Regions from separate parts of the Mus musculus genome. Here regions 2 and 3 are each linked to region 1. The links are chromatin loops, found by intact Hi-C in ENCODE. Cell type or tissue: left cerebral cortex. All regions are shown on one strand.

Region 1 (5,000 bases):
AGCTTTGTTTTTGAGTCCCCAATCCCTTTCAGAAAACAGCTAAGACCGAAGAATAACAGAAGAAGAAAGGGTTAAAAAGCCTTCCCCCCCGCCCCCCCCCGTAGGGTCCTTGACGGCTGGGAGGGGCTTAGGGGGCGCAAAAATTTTCTTGCCTATCCACTACCTAGAAAGAGGAACGTGAAAAGGGAGGGAGAGCGGCTCGGAAGGAGGCAACAGGCTTCCCGGAGGGGACCTGTAATTTCAAGAGCTTTTCTGGAAAATTAAGTACGAAAAGGGGGAGAGGGTGTCGTTGGCTCTTCAAGCCCACTCTCCACTTGCTTAAAAAAAAAGAAAAGAAAAGAAAAGAAAAAGAAAAAGAAAAGTGGAGAGTGGGTAGGGCGGAACAGGAAAAAAAAAAAGAAAAAGAAAAGAAAAGAAACCCACAACTTACAGCGGTGAAGTATTTTTCTAGCCTGGCTAGGAAAGGGAAAAGAAGGAGGTTGGGGGTGGAGGCAGTGGGAGCAAGAAGAGGGTAGGAGTCTGCCCGCGCCGCCAGGTGCACCCCGGCCCGCACGTACCTGCTGGCCGCCGCCACCGCTGGAGTAGGACTCGGCGTGCGCAGGAGAGCCGCTGCTGCCCCGGGACGAGGTGTCAAAGTTCCCGGGATAATCCTGGTACATGATCCGCGGTGGGGGCCGGAGAGGAAACAGGGTGGTTTTCTTCCCCGCCCTCGCCGCGGCCGCGCACAGTCTGCTGCGCGCTCGCTGGTCCACCGGCCCGGCCACGGGCTGGGCTTTTCGCTCCCGGGATGTCCCCTAACCAAGGCAGACAGGAGGCAGCGACACTCGGGAAGTGACCCCCCCGATCGCCGCGCACCGCACTTCGTTTCTGCTCTGCAAGCTCCGCGGAACCGGTTGTCCACCGAGTCCCTCCCTCTAAAAAGTCGGCGCGTCCCTCGGTCCCTCCCCTGCGCGCGCCCTTCCGCCCCCGCGCGCAGCCGGAGCTCTGCCGGGACCCACGGGCTGGAGAAAAATGGGCAACGCAAAAAGACTAGGAGCCCCGCGGGTGTCGCTTGGCAGCTCTGGGGGACTCCCTCCCCGATCTCTCAGGGCGCCAAAAAGGCGAAAAAGAAAAGCTGCCGGTTGGGAGAAACTTCTGTTTCCTCCTTTTAGAAAAGGAGCCCGAGAATAAACTTCCTGTGGCCAACTCGCCGCCTGAGTTTCCCGGCGACTCGGACACTTGACTTAGGACAAGGCGGTGAGCGCCGGTCCAGCGGCCCCGATCGCGCCGGTGGGACAGCGCCCGTGGGATTCTAGGCTGAGCGGTGCTGAGAGGGACGTGGCTCCGCGTCGCAGTGACCTGCACCCCGTGCTGGCTCCAGGACCTGCCAAGCCTCGCGCTTCTCGCCTCGCTTCGCCCTCCCCTCTCTCCCCCTCTTTCTTGCGCTCGCTCTCTTTCTCTCTCTCTGTCCCTGCCGAGCGCCGCTCACTGTCTCGCTTCGAGCCCCTGCGCTCTGCCCGAGATGAGTCACTACAATGGCACGAGTTCAACTCCACACTCTTTATTCTCCAGCCCCGCACCATGTGGATCCACTCACGTCAACCTTAGACTCCACCTTGCTGGGAGGAGCGCTCGAGGCGGCGGGGGAGGAGGCCTGGGACAAGGAGGAGGAGGAAGAGGCGCGGGAGGGGAGGGGAGAAGGCGGGCGGGGCGCTCCCCTCCCGGCCTCGCTCGCGGTCGCGCTGACGCCAGCCACAGACCCCGCGCGAGGAAGGCGGGAGGCGGGGAGGGTGGGAGAGCGCGGCCCTCGCACTACGGGGGCGCCGAGGCCGCCCGCGTTCTCGCCGAACTCCTCCACCCCCCCTGGGGCGCAGCGCCCTTGGTCTGTTCCATTGGCGCACGTTGCCAAAGATGGTCATTTGCGTTAGAGGACGCGAATGCGGGTTTCCTCGCCTTCGGGTGACGTGGAGGGAGAGGGATTCCCTCGCCTGCTCCCGCCTGCGCCCTGGCCTCCCTACCTCCTCCCCTCCATCCCCAACCAAAAGGAAGGGGCGCGGGGCGGGGCCCCGAAAGCGGCCGCGCCGGCCTGGGCTCCGGGTTTTAGAAAAGGAAAAAAAAAAAAAAAAAAAAAAAATCGCAGCCCTGAAGACGAGACGGGCGGCTCAGTGCGGCGCCACCGCGAGGCAGAGAGCCCGGCGCGCAGAGCTGCTCGCGGGGAGGGCGCGGCCGTGCGCAGTCGTCCGCACCCTCAGCGGCGCCGCCCGGTACAGCGGGCGTCCTGGGCGCACCGGGCACCCGCGCCACCCTGCGGCCGGGTCTTGGCGGGGTGCGGCGCGGCGTCGCCAGGCGGGGCTGGCCTGCCCATTTTTCACTCGGAGCCTGGCTGCCCACTGCTTCCCCTTTTTGTGTGTGTGTGTGTTGTGTGTGTGTGTGTGTGTGTGTGTGTGTGCGCGCGCGCGCGCTTGTTTTTTTTTTTTTCTTTTTCTTTTTTCTTTTTTTAATTTATTTTATTTTGGCCTTCCAATTAACTTGCTTAGAAGTAGTATTGAAGATGAAATTAGCCAGTGAGACATTCGGGAGTCCTCTGTGCTACACAGTTATGACGCATGTAATAGTAGTAACCAGGTCTTAAAAGCAAATCGGGTTGTTTTTTAAAATACATAAATAAATAAATAAATAAATAAATAACTGGGGCCCGAGAGGTGTGCCCCAAGTTGCCTTGAACTGTTTTGGAGCAAAGTTCAGGGCGCGCGTGGCCGGACTCCTGGCTCTTCCCGCCTTGATGGGTGGGGTGGCACTCAGGGTAAAGAGCGCAGGCCTTGGAGTATGAACGCCTGGCTCTGCTATTTACGAGCTGTGAGATCTTGGGCGAGTCTAGAGTCTCAGTTTCCTCCTCTATCTAATGAAAGGTTTGGAGCAGGACGACCTAAAGCTTTCTTCTGCTTCGGATAGCCTATCATCCCCAGAGAAGGTACAATGAGTACAGATAAGCGCTGTACCAGGAGTTGAAGAACTCTCTTTCTTTTGAGGCAGGGTCTCAGCACAGGCTGTCTTAAAACTCTCTATATGTCAAAGATAAGCCTCCACCTCCCGAGTGCCGGGATTACAAGGGTGAAAAAACGCCTTTTTTAGCCATCCTTATGCAGTGCATCTGTATCCTTAAGCTTTTGAGGAGTGAATGGGAAGTAAGGTTGTTGGGATTCCACTGAGGACGTTGAAGTGCTATGCATCTCCCATATCACATCTCAGGTCCTCAGTTTCCTTATCTGTGAAGTGGGGGCGTTACTAGGAAAGAAAAATAAGAGCCGGGAACTCGAAGCTTTCCCGGGGCTCCATATAAAGCGCCTGCGTTTCCGGGACGACTGGCGGCATCTGGCTGCCCCAAGGGCCTCAAGATACGGTAATCCCAAACAGTACTAGGGGTCATTGTTTACAATTATAAAACACATTCTGTCCTGAGCTCCATCCCCAAGGACTTGTGCGCGTGGTAAGCTGAGTGGCCAGACTCCTCGCATTTTTGCAGCTGCCCTCCCAGCAGAATGTGCAGCTCTGCAGGCTCGAGAACGGGGTGTGGTGCAGGCGTACACGCACGCACCAGCCTTGGGTGCCTGGCCCTCCCCCCTTCCCATCCCTGCGTCCTGGCCTGCTTGGGTGTTTACGCGCCTCTCTCAGCAGGACTGAGTAAATGCAGCCCTTTGACGCAAAACGGATCAACCCTTCCCCAGCAGCAGCAAAACCCAGAAAACTAGAGGTGGGGACGGGGGCAGGGCATAGAAAAAAAAAAATCGTGACACTTTCCCACTCGCCTCGCCCTGTGTTCTGCGGGTCCTCGGCCGCCCTAGTGAAATAAATCTTGGAGGGTTGGGGGTGAGCAACTGGGGGGGGGGCGGCCGGGGTACGCAGGGACCTCCCCGAGGAACCCCGTGTCACAGCAGCACGAACAGACGCACTTTTGGTTTTCCTTCGAGCCGCACGGGCTGTCCGGCCCTCCCCCAGCCCGCATTCAATAATCGTGAGCTTCTGGGTCTCTCCCACACAGTCCTTCCAGTAACGCGGGGCGGGGGCGGGGGAGAAGGGGAGCAGGAGCTTCCTCCAAGGCCTCCGCCATCCCGGGCGCGCCCAGCAACTAGCAGGCGCCGCCGGGAGCGCGCCTTCGGGCCAGCGCAACCTCGCGCCCTCGCCCGCCCCCGCCCGGACCCGCTTCCCCCGTCCTTTCCTTTCTTGTGGCTTCCCGTAAAGCCAGCAGCCCCCAGACGTCTGCAGAGCATCACGGAATCTGTGCTGATGCAAGTCGCCGGCCTCCCTTTGGTGCGCCCCGGCCCGCCTGAGAGCGCTTTGATCCCTGCCTGGCCCTGCTCCGGAACGTGAGCTGGCTTCCCGTGCCTGCCTGGAGAGGAGACCTAGGTTCCACAGCCTAGGCCACCTTTCAGTCCCGTGGCACCAGAGGCAGAGCTGCCGGGACACTGGTCTCCCTTGATTCAGTGGATGCTTGAAGTTTGACCTATCTAAACCCAGTTCAGCGGCGCCTACGTGGGAAGACATACCTGGGGGCACGCGGTTAAGAAGGGGCTGGAGTAAGATGCTCAGAACAGGGATTAAGCCCCAATGTCTCAAATCAAAACGAAAACATACTGTCCCTTGTAATCCACACAACAAACATTTGAGGTGTCTCTCATTTCCAGGTGTCAGTTCAAGAAAGCAAGACCAAGTAACTTGTCCTGGGGAACTGGTCAGTGTTTAATAACGAGTTGAAAGTAAAACCGCCTCTGACTGAGTCTGCCTACCCGCCTCCACCGCATTACCTGCCTCCTACCGGAATGTCTCTCTGGCTTTCTAAGCACAGACTTCATTTGTTCGTGGCTTTAACTGACATTTAAAAGTGCCCCTTTTTTCTCTTCTGAGTGAGGGAAAGGAAGAGAGATGCCGCTGTGGGGAAATAAAAAGGTAGTCTGGGCTGACTCTTCATCGCCTCTCTGAGTGTCTGGACCCTCCCGTTTCACTCATTCCAGTTTCCTTGTTAT
Region 2 (5,000 bases), 76 kb after region 1:
TGCTACCTTTATCTAGAACCAGAATGAAGTAGATTATAGTTTTCCTTTGATTAGAAAAAAAATTTTTTAAAGCTGTTTGACTGTTAAAAGTCACATGAAAAATCAAAACATATGGATATCATAGCACAAAGGCTAACTAGGGGCATAAAGAGACTCACCTTTTATAGATTTAGACATTTAGATTATGTATGAAACATTGTAATATTAATTATGATAGGTATTATATATATAAATTTATGTGTCAAGTAAAGATCATATTTACTGCACATATTACCAAAATATATGAAGCAATAGAGTTAATAAGCCAATAAGAGGTAAAAGGGACATCAAGATATATGCCAAAACACTTCAACAAACCAAAAGAACATTGGAAGAGAAAATAAAGGAATTAAAAACAAAGGAAATTAAAAAATTTGAAAAAAGAAAGATGTAAGACTTAAACGTAATAAACTCATTTGTTATGTTAAGTATAAACAAACTAAATATTAAGGGACACAGACCATCAGACTAGATTAAAATAATCAAAACCTACAAAAGATTTCTAGACACACATACAGACAGAGACTAAGTAAAACAAAAAGAGATGAAGAAAGACAGCATACAAAACTATGTGGAGAGAAAGCTGGAACAGCTATTTTTATATTAAAGAAGACTTCAAGTCAAGAAGTCTTACCAGATATAGACATTCCATAATGGCAGAAGGACCAATATATTAAGAGGACAAAAGAATTCTAAGTATGTATGTACTTTATCAACTTAAGCAACAGATGCTCTTCAAATTTTGAAGCGGTTATAGTCCGGTAAACTCACAAGAGGTTGAAAGTATCCTGTAGGCCAGTGAGTGGCTTAGCAGGTATAGCTACTTGCTGCCAAACCTGACAACCTGAGTTTAGTCCCTAGAAATGACATGGTAGAAGGAGAGAACCAGTTTCCCCAGTCAATCAATCAATCAATCAATCAACCAATCAATGTAAAAAGAATTAACTATCCTTAGTAAAAACTCCACTTATGTATCTAGCTGTAGGGCAGCAGAGTTTTGGGAAATGGAATATCTTAGACTACTGCTTTTCTTCCTTGGGAGCTGTGGTTTTCTACTGTTTTCTGGAACTGCATAGAGCAGTGTATTAATAACACTATCTCATAACAATATCACAATTCAAGATCAAAGTATAGATTCTACCAAATGTACGTTGCTTTCAGACCATTATATGGCTCAAAAATCTTAAGCTGAGCCATTGTAAGACAGAGACAGTCTTTATATAAAAATTTGTCCACAGCACTGTAAATTAGACACAAATTATACTACATTAAAAAGATAATTATAGCAAGTGTTTGCCTTAAAGAGCTCACCATTTAGTTAAGAAAATAGATGAAGATAAAGATGCTAAAGAAAAAGGAAAAATAACATAAGAGATTCTAAAGGAACATGTGACCAGAGTCAAATTGGAAAGAGGGCGGTGAAGGGTTGCCTGGGAGTTTAAAGGAAAACTACTGTTGTTCAATATGCTGCCTCACTGAGTACACCTTCCTAGCAAGTCCATTCAACAGAGGGAGTACAACCCTGTCTTAAAAGATGAAGTTCAGAGAGATTATGCACTCTGCCCAAGGCTATGGCGCTTATAGGATTAAACTCTGGTTGGAACTGGAGCATGTATGACCCCAAAGCCTGTACCTACACACTTTAGGGTATTGTATCTGTTAAGGGTAGGACTGGCTGGATTGATATCAGCAAGAAGCACTGTGGTAGGAAAAGCCCTGGCTTTTCAGTCCCAGAAAGTGTCCTTTTTTAATGCACACGTTTAGAACTGTGCTCTTAGGCAGGCAGGATAAACAGCTGATTTCACTCAAAGGGCTCTAGGGCTGTTCTAAACCATGAGAGTGTTTATGTGGTGGGCAGAGCTCCCCCAGTGAATTATAGCCTTTTACGCACTGTGTACAGTATTTTCATAGGATACAGACACGGGGCATGCGAGGAATGCTTCACTGACCTTTCGTTTTGTTCAACATTTTCCTCCATGCCTTTCTGCTAGTTTTCAGACTTAACCATAGGACAATTCTTGCTTACGTTTGCCCATTACCTGGCCTTTGACACAGCCTCATGTAATTACTCAGTTCAATTAAAGAATAGGGGCTAAAGCTACTATTTCTAGCCGGCACGAGCTGCTGGCTGTCTCTTTTATTACATCTAAAATGGATTTATCCTCACTAAACTAGCAAGCAGATTTTTTTTTTTAACACGACTTCAGATGTTTTCTTTAGACTGGTGTTAACATAAAGCAAATGTCTCTTGAAAGTCTGAACCAATCTGTTAAGATAAACAGGCTTCACTTACGATAACTCCTATACTGAAATCACAGGCTTGTGGTCTACAGCTCCTTAAAGATTCAATTCATACATGCTAAAATGCCTGCTTCAGAAGTACGCACACGCACACCAAGATTGCTTTGCCATGGAAACCACAAAGATATGTCTGCTTCAGACTCTGGAGCACATACCACAAATAATGGCCCATCTTCTAAGGGTAGATCCTATGTATACATAGGGAACGCCCAGAAAATTAAACAACAGCAAGACTTCAAACGGAAACCTTGCTTTAGATTTCCTTTGTTCCACTGCATGTCAACATAGGTCTTAATAGTTGTTACTAGTTACATTTGCATTTGTTTGTTTATTCCTTAAATAGAATTTCAGACTTCAGTAGCTTGGATATAAAGGGAAAATATAGGGAGAAAGGCACACGAGTTTCAGATAATAGCTCTGAGTGGCACACCGGGATTCTGGGTGGCTGGAGTACTGGAGAAGGGGCACTCTTGTAGAGCCTTGAGCCTACCACATGTGAGGGTTTAGTAGTAGAGAGATGATGGGAGAGGCCAGGAGGGTTTTCTCTGGGAAGAAAACTCAACCAGGAAATGGTTGGTAAGAACAGGAAGTCTTAATAATCAAGAAGTTTCTAAGCCTGGAAGGTCATCTTTTGTTATGGGTACTTTAAAGCTGTCAGGAATTTGGTATGATTTATCTCCTTGCTAGGCTACAGGCTCAGTGAAGCCATGGATAGTTTCTAGTTTCTTTATCATGACATCCTCAGCATGGCACACAGTGCCTGGAACACTGTAGAGGGTAGTAACTATTGGATGAGCAGTGGAGGATGCTTATGAGCCACTTCTCTTTCTATGATTCTTTGGCTCTGCCCACCCTTCAGCTGAGATCACAGGTAAGAGCACATGGCTGTGCAGAGTGATAAAGTATTTGCCACACACCACACTATGGTTTATGTTTGGAAAATCCCACTTCAATCTACTGCTGCTTCAGGCTAGGAGGCAATGGTCCATACACTGCTGGCCCAGACCCTGAAGTCTTTACCATAGCACTCACCATGTTTCTGGATCAACCTGGTCCTTATGACTATAGTGACAGCCTTTCTATACTCAACTATTAAGGCTAGTAACTTTAATCTCCATTGAGACACAAGTTCCACAGCAGTGTTTGCAGATCTAAGGAGTCTGTGTACTTGAGTATACAAATCCATGCAACACACAGGAGAAACATAATTCATGAGATGCAGCTTCCCATGGAATAATAGACACTGAACTCATATACTGACTATTCACTAGAAAATCTGTTTACCAACATTTGAAATTTATCATTTAAAATACATAAGTGGTTGCCATCATTTTTATTATTGACATTATTTATCTACAACTTAACTTGCTATCTCATATCTCCTACAATCCATTTACCAAAACAAAAACCAACCAACCAACCAAACAAACAAACAACCCAAAGAGGCCACTCACGGCCAGTCAACTAACAATGTACCACTTACTTTGCTCTCTTGGCCATTTCATTTCCATCCCATCTGGGGCTGTATGGGTAGTTTTTTTGTGCTTGGGAGTAAAGCTGTCCACTGTTGGTAAAGTGATAGACTGACTGAAATGTGAGCGTAGGCTGATCTCGAGGGAAAAACAGGGGCAGGTCAACTGCAAGGCAAAAAAGGGGAAAAGATGGTTAGAGTTCATAAATACATCCTTTTTGTTTCTCCCAAGGCAGGGCTTCTCTGTATAGTCCTGGATGTCCTGAAACTCATTCTGTAGACCAAGCTGGCCTCAAACTCACAGAGATCCACCTGACTCTGCTTCATTCCCAAGTGCAGGGATTAGAGACATTTGACACCACTGCTCAGCAATAAACACATCTTAAGACATGTTTTTGGCTAACTCAGAATGCTGGGTACATGACAATTGGAGCCACAAGCACCGATTGAGGTTTGGATCAAAGCAATGGCATGAGGGACCACAGAAGCCGTGACACATGCAGAATCTTAGGCATAACCAGAATGGCGTCCCACACTGTCCGACCTCCTGGGCCCTGGCCTTGCCCATTGCCATTGCAGAGCTAGCCATGTAACTGTGTTAAGTTTCCATTATGCCATACGCTTTTCAAGGGCGGGACTGTGTCTTCCTCACCTACAATCTGATGGGGGAGCAGGATGAAAGATGGTTTTCAAGAACAAACTTGGAAAAGGGACAAAGAGGGCTTTGATAGGATGCACCAACTAGACTTCCAGAAAAATAAAATTATCATTCTGCTTCCAATCAAGTCGTGAAATCTCCATACTCAGCACTTTCCTTTTTTTCCCACATATGTTACCACATATATTTATATCTTGTAAATCAGAGGGAGCTCCTTAGTGGGCCGCAACAGGGGCAAATCTGAACAGAGACTCTGCTGCTGCCCATCAGAGCTGAGCCCAAGCCCCCTGCTAATATGTAGTGTTGCTTTAGCATTTCATTTGGGGGTTAAGTCAAGTTTTTAAAATAAAATCTCTTGTTAGTTTTAGTGGAGGCAAAGCATCCCCAGAAACTGTTTCAACATTCTCTGAGGTAGACAAAGTTTGTGTAAATGTTACCCATTTCCAGGACAGAGAATAGGCACATTAACAAATGCAGTAATGATGTGTATAGATTTTCTAGCTTTGCAGAGTTCATTTTAGATGCTTTGTT
Region 3 (5,000 bases), 150 kb after region 1:
AAAGAACTCAGGCTTTTAGAATGAATACCAAGCAACCTTAATACTTAAGTACTTTTCCCTTTATACTGACAATTTCCAAATTTATAACTCTAGATCAGAGTTATACTATAGTCTGATATAGATAATATACTTCGAGCAAACTGTTCTCAGCAAAGCCTAATTTAGTAATAGCAACTCTTGCCTTTTAGTTCCTGAATGAAAAGCCTCAGCTACCCATCCTTGTCTCTCCTCTTACAGCCCAAGGAGCCATTCCCAACTTTCCAGCATCGCCCACCTGGCTCACTGCTAGTCTGGAACTGCCTCACTGTTTGCTTCCCAGGCACTCACTGAGGTCTCTGACAGAGGCTCTTTACCTCTGCTTGTTCTCTGTTCTGTCCTGCTTCTTCCTAAGGCCTGTACCTCTGACAGATACTCTGTTTGCTATGCTAATTTGTCACTGACTTTCCTGACTGTCATTTATTAGAAGGCAAACTCTTTCAGAATGGGGAACTTTGCTGAGTTTGTTTAGGTGTGTAACACCCAAAACAATAATGGCAAGCTGCATTCGGTTTCCAATAAATATCTGTAGTACAAATGGAATATCCTTAATCTGAAAAACTGAAATCCAAAATGCTGCAAAACTGGAAGCTTTATAAGTGCCAATTGATTTCCCAGTGGAAAATTCCATGCCCAATCTTACAGAATGGGTTACAGTTAAAACACAGGCATAGGACTGGGGAGATAGGTCAGGGGTTACAAGAGCTTGCTGGGCAAGTATGAAAACCCTAGTTCAAATCTCCAGCTCTCGTATAAAGACTAGGTATGGCCATACATGCCTGTGGCCCAAGTGCTGCAGGGGAAAGAGACAGGAGAACCATGGAAGCTTGCTGGCCACCAGTCTAGATCCAGGTAGAGTCAGAGACCCTGTTTCAAGAGATTAAGGCAGACTTTCTCTCCTGGTCTCTTATCATGCATAAATCATACATACACATAAGTGTATATGTAAGCACACACGCACATACACACACAAACACATCACACAGACACAAACCCATAGGTACATTAAAACTATTATATGAGATTAATTTCAGGCTCTGTGTATATGGTACATATGAAATATAAATAAATTTCCTGTTAGACTTGCATCCTATCTCAAATATAGACCTTTATGCATATGGAAATATTCTAAAATTTGAAAAACAAACCTGAAACACTCTAGTCCCAAACATTTCAGATAGAGGACACTCTACCTGTGTCAAATGACAATGTTGAACTTCCCAAATAAACATTCAAAGTCTATAAATGTCTGTATTCTTTTCCTCAAATAGTTACTATGGAAAGGAAGATTTTTAAGGGTGTTGGGGTTAGTAAACATTTTTGGTACAGTCAGTTAATAAATATTGCTCTTGCTGCTTTAGAAGATGTGTAAATGAATGTGCATGGCCATGCACCAACGCAACTTTATGACTACAGAAAATTGAATTCCATACAGTTTTTACAAGTTATGAAACATCATTCTTTAAATGCTTTTCTAACCAGAAAAATGCAAAGATTATTCAGAGCTGGTGGGCCACACGTTACCAGCCACTGGCTGGATCTGCCCAGTGCCTATAGCTTGTCTCTTGACTCAGAATGACTTGAGGGTTTTACAGAGGCTGGAAAAAAAAAAAAAAAAACCAAAACAGAAACATCCAGGAGGAAACACAGGCAAAAGCCTAAGATGAGGATGTTAGCAGAAACAAAAGCAGGCCCCTTTGTCAGGTGTCTTTGGTACCCCACTGGGGTAGTTAGTGTCATTCCTCTATCGACTTCTTTAGGCATTGGGTGAGGGGCACATCAGGCACTTCATGAACCGTGGGAGTTCTTACGATCGCATTAGATTGTAACTGTGCAAGAGCGAGCTATTTATATGATTCCGAACGAAGCTTGAGGCATATTCTGGTGTTTTTTACATCTATGTTAGGTGAAAAAGCTGCCTACAGAAGCCTGCCTCCCACCCAAAATACTAGCTGTTAGCTGCTGACTGATCCTCGGCAATATTAAGATGAATCATATATGCTCTTTTCTCAGTGCAAAAAGAGATAATTTTGAAACTCAAAAAATTTCACTTTGGGTAGTCACAAACCACACAGTAGAAAAGCTGTCCAGCCGTAAAGTTGTAAATAAATAGAACCCACTCCTGCGTGGACATCTTTTGCTTCTTTTAAACTGTGACGCTTTTTTAGGCCTCACCTCCTGCATGGTGTTGAAATGATAAAATGTTGCAAGCATGTTCCGTGCCTAGGCCGGAAGGCAGCCTTGGCTTCCCTTCTCTCTTCCCTGGCGCTCCACACCCTTGATCTACAGAACCCACACCCTTTCTCAGGCAGCTGCCTTTTCACCTACCCCAACCAGCCTGTGGCTTTCCTGGCTTGCCCTTGCTTGGTCTATAAGGTGCCAGCTGCTGGCAGAGCCTAGTCGTTTCCTATGACAGAAAAACTCTGTGTTTCTTTCTCCTTATTGTGTGGAGAAGCAGGTATTTTTGGCCTCAATTTCTAAGATCTGTTTTATTTCTCTTGTTACTAAGCAGGTCACTGCCACCCTCATTTTTTGCTGTGTCATCATTTTCCCACATTACCCTGTTTGGCACCGAGGGATGAACCACATCAAATGGAGGAATTGCAACCACACATTGCCTTGAGAAGGAAGCAAGGGAGACCTTAGGGTGTGTGTGTGTGTGTGTGTGTAATGACCATTTTGGGGGCTTGTTCTCCCATAATCAAATCCTGCCTATCTTAACAATGTGGTGGTGTGTCAAAGCATTGGAATTCTGCTTTACTCAGCAACCCAGAACTTTATAGGAAAATGAAGCAACAAAATGTTGGTCTTCCTGTTAACTTGTACTTAGCATGGGACTGTTTGTTTCCCTATGACATTCCAGTCAAATCTCCTAAGTTTCTGGAGCTCTGGGCTATCCACAGAGGCCCATGCAGTGTCCTGACATCCTTAGGCATGGTTCTTTTTTTACTTACTTATTGATGCCAGTGCCTAAACTCATTGGTTCATGTTTTTATTTAACAAACTATCACTTGTACTAAGTAGACAGTCTACCACTAAGCTAGATTCCCACTTTCTTCTAACCTGTCCCGAGAGAAACATCATGCATTAGAAGTGAAAGTCTTAAATCCAATAAACCAAAGAAGCAATTTGCTTGCAAACATTTTAGACACTGCTGGGGACCCAGATCAGTGGGAAGATACTTACCTAGCGAGTATGAACAAGTTTCTGGGTTCTTTAGGCTCTGTTAGGAAACCAAGCTAACCCAAAATGGCTCCATCTATGTTGCTAGCAGCAGTGCAGGTCTGGCTCTGGGACCCTTACAACATGTGAGAATCTGTAGTTAACACAGATGGGCCTGTATCAACTGACGTTTTGCCAGCTAACTAAAAACATGTGCCCAACAAGTAAAGCATCCGGGCACTAACGTAAGATGCCACAATCCCAACTGGGACGTTGAGAAGTCACATTTGATATCTTTAGGATACTGTGCTAGGGCTGATGTTTAATGACAGCTGGCTCGTGCTCATCAGCATGGAAAACAGCACTTAGAGGCGGAGCACGTGCAGTGATTTGATCTTTGTGACTAACATGGGCAATTAAGCAGTTCATAAAATGAATGTCGGTATTTTTGCTGTTGTTTTGGTTTGGCGTGCATGCAGTTTTGGCTAATGTTGGAATTAGCCTTTCTTGAACATCATCTGTAGAATGTGTATAAGCTGTCTGTAGTACCAGGCAGTGAGCCTCTACTTCCTTCTGTCCCAGATTAGCACACCCAGGTAATACAAACGCCTTCCAGAGATTCTCTTGGAGCCGAAGGAGACAAATCTGTAGCTAGTTCTGCTGCAGATCCAGAGGACCAACTATCCAACGGGTGCCCAGCATGAGAAACACTGTCAAGCACACAGAAGGAGAAGGTACCCATCTAGTCTTCTCAGTTAACAAGCAATTGGTGTTCTCCAGCGCGGATGTTCAGCAGTCCTGATCCACCTTTATGAGCCAAATTATCCATATAATTTTATTTGCCTATTGACCTCCCTGCTCCCATTTCAAGCCCCTTATGATCCCTCTCCACAACTCCTGGCAGCTGCCCAGTGGGTCAGACCACGCTCATGTCAAGGAGCTGAACAATGCTGAAGGGAAGGAGGACGGAGCCAGAGTGCCAGGGCTGCAGGTAGTGTTTTCTCAGAAGCCCTCTCTACATTCTGCCACTGTCCAGACAGGATGGCAGCAGACCCACTTCTCCACCTCTCCATTGACAACCATCCTCCTCCTGAGGCCCGGTGGCAAGCAGAAGGAGGCGCTTATATTTGGTAGCAGGTTGCAGAGAGAAAGTTGAGGACAAAACATGATGAAAGGGAACAGGTGGGATCTGGAGTGATGACGCACTGAGGATGCTAACTGTAGTCAGCACTTAGCCTTAGAAGATGTATGGGTTCCTGTCACTGCCGCTTTAATCTCAGAAGATAGCTCACTTCCTAGCAGATAGTGAGGCTCAGTTCCATTAGCAGCCGTCTACACAAAACTGAGGAGTTGCTTTGGAAAAGCAGAACTTATTTATTATCTTTAATTAAAAAACCCTATCATTTTAAACACTTCTTATTCAGGTCTCTGAAATAGGTAACTAACACCAGCCGTGACAATAATGATGGCCTCACCGTTCCCAGGCAAGGCTACTGGGCATGTGTGAGGCAGAGCACAGGGACCTAGTGTCTGGGCGAACTGGGCTTGTAGACCTGAAATTCAGAAGAAAGCGCTTATTTCCTCCTTCCCTCCCTCCCTCCCTCCCTCCCTCCCTCCCTCCCTCCCTCCCTCCCTCCCTCCCTTCTTTCCTTCCTTTTTTTCTTTCTTGTCAACAGCTTTGGACAAAACAGAGGAAGAAAAGCTTAGTCAGGAAAAGAATGGATTCTGGTAATGAAGGCCAAGGCCAGCTTCACTGGCCAAATATTATTGAGGTTGGTATAGTGACTTTTTTCAAAATGGTT

Evidence for each region. Peaks named below come from ENCODE experiments on the same cell type or tissue, not always from the same donor. Only the 100,000 strongest peaks of a DNase experiment are listed, where the experiment ranks them.
Region 2: a loop joins it to region 1, with 4 times the contacts of the local background. A loop is called at or near these places in 6 of 42 quality-filtered maps.
Region 3: it touches region 1 in a loop (13-fold over the local background); 4 of 42 quality-filtered maps call a loop at or near these places.

What each region holds. Positions count from the first base shown.
Region 1 is chr5:32,132,363-32,137,362 of GRCm38, reverse strand. Fosl2 (fos-like antigen 2) reads right to left here and starts at 891. Exons shown (of 4, transcript NM_008037.4): 1 at 558-891. The coding sequence starts at 659. In left cerebral cortex, CTCF peaks have their summits at 2,064 and 2,273; DNase peaks (open chromatin) are centred at 3,612, 3,991, 4,224, 4,713 and 5 more places; H3K4me3 peaks cover 4,707 bases; H3K27ac peaks cover 4,700 bases.
Region 2 is chr5:32,056,488-32,061,487 of GRCm38, reverse strand. Babam2 (BRISC and BRCA1 A complex member 2) reads right to left here. Exons shown (of 12, transcript NM_144541.1): 11 at 3,824-3,977. Among named protein-coding and RNA genes, the nearest start is that of Gm40277, 31 kb to the left of the region's middle. In left cerebral cortex, no CTCF peak of the experiment used is centred here; a DNase peak (open chromatin) is centred at 2,395; H3K27ac peaks cover 211 bases.
Region 3 is chr5:31,981,788-31,986,787 of GRCm38, reverse strand. All of the region lies in intron 7 of Babam2 (BRISC and BRCA1 A complex member 2), which reads right to left. Gm52770 (a long non-coding RNA gene) reads left to right here. Exons shown (of 3, transcript XR_003955739.1): 2 at 3,781-3,932; 3 at 4,875-4,938. Among named protein-coding and RNA genes, the nearest start is that of Gm52770, 15 kb to the left of the region's middle. In left cerebral cortex, no CTCF peak of the experiment used is centred here; DNase peaks (open chromatin) are centred at 1,986 and 2,195; H3K27ac peaks cover 1,075 bases.